Linked DNA regions of Mus musculus: region 2 is linked to region 1. A link is a loop called in an ENCODE intact Hi-C map of the cell type or tissue named here. Cell type or tissue: left cerebral cortex. All regions are shown on one strand.

Region 1 (2,500 bases):
GTGCAAGCAGCTTGCCCACGGGTCCATCTCCCATACCCTTCTCCTCCTGTATCTTTGCACTCACGCTTGCTGTCCAGAGAACCCTTCTCTGACATGCCCTCAGCTCCCTGCTTCCTTTAGCTTGTGATCCTCTGCCCCTGGTTTTGAGCTTTCCTGTCAGCCACTGAACATTGCTTCCTCAAAACACTCCGCAAAAGCCCCTCAACTTCATGAGTGTGAAATACATTCACAAGTCGGGCATGGTGGTGCACGACTTTAATCCCAGCACTTGGGAGGCAGAGGCAGGCGGATTTCTGAGTTTGAGGCCAGCCTGCTCTACAGAGTGAGTTCCAGGACAGCCAGGGCTACACAGAGAAACCCTGTCTTGAAAAATCAACCAACAACCACAACAACAACAAAAAAAAACCCCAAACATTCACAGATAAGAAAAGCTACCCATGCCCACAGTTTTCAAAAACCAAAATTATGAGGGAGAATCCACTTTGATTGAATCTCTATTTCTATATATAGTCATCCTGCCAGCTGTCTGCATGGGTACCTAGTCACAGGGACACAGGTGGGCTGATAGCTACTGGCTCAAATTCCATACAGAGGTTATAGCTTATAGCTATAAGCTATATATAGCTGTAAGGTTTTTCTTTGTTTGTTTGTTGTTTTGTTTTGATTTTTGGTTTTTCAAGACAGGGTTTCTCTGTGTAGCCCTGGCTGTCCTGGAACTCACTCTGTAGACCAGGCTGGCCTCGAACTCAGAACTCAGAAATCCACCTACCTCTGCCTCACAAGTGCTGGGATTAAAGACGTGTGCCACCACTATAGCTGTTCTTAATGCCTCAAGCCCCAAGATACCTCAGGGTCCCATGGGGCTCAGTGCTCATTTACCTACTACCCCAGCTCCCGGCCATTAGCTTCTTGAGAGTAAAGATGGCATCTTTCTTCTTTGCCTTTCCAGAGTGTGAACTGGACTCCACCATGCAAATCAGAACTCTGTGAGCCCTGGAAAGGCGTGCCTGTAACTTGGGAGTTAAGTATCCCTCCCTCTTCCTAACAACAGCAAACAATTCTTTTGGAGCAACGACCCGCCTTTCCCTCCGGGTGCGTGACTCTTCAATTCTCTCAGCGAGTATAAAATTCTTCATATACAATGATAAAACTGAGGTGGCTTCTCCCAATGTAAGCAAACTTCTTAGCGACAAAACTGGCCTTCTGAGACGTTCTAGAGTGTCAAAAGCAGAGCGGTTTCATTCCTTATAACATTAACTCTCTTGTGCACGGCAGGATCTTTGGTGCTGGCATCAGTCAACACCAGGCATACTCTGTAATTAATAGCTAGCCTATGCAAATTTCCAAGATGTCCACTAGGTAGCGCTGTTGCACTGGGCAAGAAACAGTATGGTCTTTGCACTCTATTCCCCCTCCCCCAGGCCTCCCATCCCACCCCTTTCCACCCACTATTCCCCTGTACCTGATACTTTTAATTTGTTTCTTGCCTGTTTCTCTACCTCCAGCATGAGCTGCAGGAGGTGCACCCCAATGTCTGGAACAATGCAGGGGACAGCAGGCACCAGATGAAGGAGAGATTGCCTCGGTTAGGTTAACTCCCTAAGAACTCTGTGTAGAAAGGGTTCAGGCGCAACTCTAGCAGACGGGGGATTTGGCAGTCAGGTGACCCACATTCAGTCCTTTTTAAAATTCACCCCGTGGTGGGGAGAAGCTGGGAAATATAGCTTAGTGAGTAGAGCACTTGTCTGCCATTCTCCAGGCCCTGGGTTTTCTTTCTGGGATTAGGTAAACTGGGTGCAGAGAAGCACACCTATAATTGTAGAATACAGGAGGTGGAGGCAGGAAAGTCGGAAGTTTAGGCTTATACTCTGATGCATAGGGAATTTTAAGTCAGTCTGGGATACGTGAGACCCTGTCTCAAAAATAAAACCCACCCGTTAACTTTGTCTATAGTGTTGAGGTTTTCCCGAAGGCTGACTGACCTCACATCATATTTTGGTTTGGTTATAGTTCCTGGCATTTGCACCAATGCCTACATTCCAGTGAGTGGTCCCACTGTATCCTCAGGAAACCCCTGCAGTCTAGAATTACCATGTTCCATTTACAGGTGAGAGAACCAAGACTCTGGTTTACATACTCAGGCACAATGCCTGAGGCATTCGCCGTCCATAGGCAGAAACTGAGATTTGGATGCACCCTTCAGTTATGCTGTGAGTGGGATGGTATTCTTACAAGGCCTGCATTGGACATTATTAACTCTGCCTCCATGATGTTGTGTGAATCTGAGCAGTCAATTATCCTCAGCTTTACTGGTGAAGCATGAGAGCCACTCAAAGATGAGCTTTGACTTCAGGCCACCAATACTGCAAATCTATCCCAATAGGAGACAACCAGGGAGAGTCTGCCCTGAGTCAACCAGATGTGCCCAGGTGTGCTCCCAGCATATTCAGGATAGCTGGGAGTGAGCTTGAGGGCAGCATTGAGGTAGGACTGTCTTATT
Region 2 (2,500 bases), 320 kb after region 1:
CAGAGTTTCCTTGTATTGGCCTCTGAGCCATTGTGTATATTGTAGAATTTCTCTGGTTTTGGCAGTAAATCTGAAAACTATCTCTAAGCCTACACACTTACTGATTCAACAGTTTCCTGCTTTACACCTTTATGTAAAATAAACTAAGAAAAAGAATCAAGATAAAAACAACATTGAACTCATGCAGCACAGTAGCATTGCTTCACGTCCACCGACGGCTGCGCCCAGTGTGACAGGGAACAGCTGGTGTTTACTCTGTGGCCCTGGGGTTTTTGCTGAAGCATGGGAAGCCATTACGGGGTCCGCAGGGCTCTAGGGACCCCCGTGTTTGGGACCACACGTGGCTCCATCACACAGTTTCTGGCGAGTGTGAACAGTTCATCCATGCAGAAGATGAACACTGGGTTGGTCAGAGACTTCGTGGATGTTTGGGTTCAGCAGTGCCTTCTTTATGTTGCTATTTCATCATCTGGGAGGAACACGTAGTGGGGGGGGGGTGTGTGTGGCCTGTGTTCTCTGTGTACTCACCCTGGTTTCCTGAGCATGCAGAGGTGCCCAGGAGCAGGCAGGGACTGATGAGGATAGCAGTGTGCTGAGGCAGGTCTCAGTCAGGCACAGGCGAACCTCCAGGTGACACGGGTCAGTTCTGCTGTGATCTAGAAGGTCTGGCCTTTCCAGTGTCACAGAAACCAAACACATACCTAGCATCTCTCTTGAATGCATCTGTTAAATTGGTTTAATTCTCGGTGGGTTGAGGGCAGTGTCAGGATAGTTCTCTGAATATGCTGCTTACTATAGAGCCCGGGGAGAGTACTTTAAGCTAGACTCGTTTTGAAATGCTGCCTGTCTTTTTTTTTTCCCTAGGCCAGGCACGTCATTGAGAAGTCTGTGCACAAGATCGTTTCCCTGCTGGCGGGATTTGGGGAAACTGCTGAGAGACATCTGTCAGAGAGGACCATGCTCACAGCACATGACTGCTACCAGGAGGCTGTAACCCACTTCCGCACACACTGCTTTAACTGGCACTCTGTCACGGTGAGCCCAGCTAGGGTCCTCAGGTCTCCTGCATCTGAGATGTTAGTGCTAAACTCAGGTGCACTGGCTTGTATGGAAAGATTCTCTCTGGACCGTAGTCATGTGTCTTGTCTACCAGAGTCATAGGTGACAACTCCCATTACTGTTGCCTTTGAAGGGTGCTTGCTTCTCATGATGATGTGACCCCCACAACCCTCGCATCATCCTCACATCTCCAGACATTGGCTTCTTTCTTCCTCCTGATGTCTTCTGTCTATTCCCCAAGATTTATCATTGTTGGAGCACACGCTAGTCTATGGAGAAGGAAGAACTATGTTTCGGCCAGTTGTAGAGTCAGTCAGCTAGTCGGTCCCTAAAACGCCCTGTGGTCACAATGGGATGCTTGACTCCTCCTGGAGCAAGGTGGGCAGACTGTGGCCCGTAGACCAAACCCTGGCAGAGCCTGGCTTTGAACCTTTGTCGTCCAGTTTGGCATTTGTGCGTCATGCTTCCCTCCTCAGCTGGGTTCCCAGAATCAGCTGAAGCTGGACAGAGTTTCAGCAGCCCCAGCAGCCCTGAGGTTTGTGTGCGAATGTTTGTCTCTCCCCGGGAGAGCGTGTGAATGCCTACAGATTGCCGAAAGAAGATGGCAGACCTGTGACCCAAACGGACCTCCAACTCCTGGCTGAAATGGCTTTGTCTCTGTGACTACTGCATGGTGAGGTGCTCACGTGTGGGTCTCTGTTTTCTTGCAGTACGAGCATGCCTTGCGGTACTTGTATGTGCTGGCCAATCTCTGTGAGGCACCATATCCGATTGACAGGTAAAGCAGCGCTTGGCTGGCACTGGGAAGATGGGCATCATTCCAGATGTACTGGGGAGGGCACCACTGGCCTGAGGAGACTGTAGTTCCTGAGGCCACTCATTGGTGGAATGGGAGGGCGGGTTCCCAGTGGTGATGGCTAGGGACTTTGTCCCGCATGACTCCCCCCATGTCTTGTTTTCTGCAGGGTTGACTTAACTCATCTGATTCATCTTCCTGTTTCTTGCAGGATAGAGATGGCCATGGACAAAGTGTGTCTTAGTCACTACTGAACAGCTCGCTTCCCAATGAGTGAGCACAGTCCACTGGAATATGAACCAACCAGAGACTGAAAGGGCGGAGCCAGAGGCAGCACCCGCGCCCCTGGCCCCCAGGAATACTGCCCGCCCACCCCAGGGCTTGCTTTTTGAAGATACCTGCTTACTAAGAAGCCAGTTTGGGTGGGTAAAGCTCTCTGGAAGAAGGAACTTTGCTTCTTAGGAGTTTTTTTGTTTGTTTGTTTTGGTTTGTTTTGTTGTCCATTAGCTTTCAAGAGCAAATTCCCCGCGGCTTCTCTAGCCAGGGAAGGAATCGTCTGAGAAATTCAAAGCTGAAACCTCTTGCCGTCTTCACAGTGATTTCACTGAAGAAGAGGGTGGAAAGCAAGCCCCTATGGGAGAATTA

What was found. A loop is a pair of places that touch in the nucleus more often than their neighbours do. Peaks named below come from ENCODE experiments on the same cell type or tissue, not always from the same donor. Only the 100,000 strongest peaks of a DNase experiment are listed, where the experiment ranks them.
Region 2: a loop joins it to region 1, with 6 times the contacts of the local background. A loop is called at or near these places in 3 of 42 quality-filtered maps.

What each region holds. Positions count from the first base shown.
Region 1 is chr12:102,718,644-102,721,143 of GRCm38, reverse strand. The region is part of intron 1 of Gm30296 (a long non-coding RNA gene); the gene reads right to left. Among named protein-coding and RNA genes, the nearest start is that of Gm30296, 9.1 kb to the right of the region's middle. In left cerebral cortex, a CTCF peak has its summit at 1,351 (motif pointing right); a DNase peak (open chromatin) is centred at 1,360.
Region 2 is chr12:102,394,179-102,396,678 of GRCm38, reverse strand. Lgmn (legumain) reads left to right here. Exons shown (of 14, transcript NM_011175.4): 12 at 865-1,035; 13 at 1,770-1,837; 14 at 2,067-2,500. The coding sequence ends at 2,109. Among named protein-coding and RNA genes, the nearest start is that of Lgmn, 44 kb to the left of the region's middle. In left cerebral cortex, no CTCF peak of the experiment used is centred here; a DNase peak (open chromatin) is centred at 943.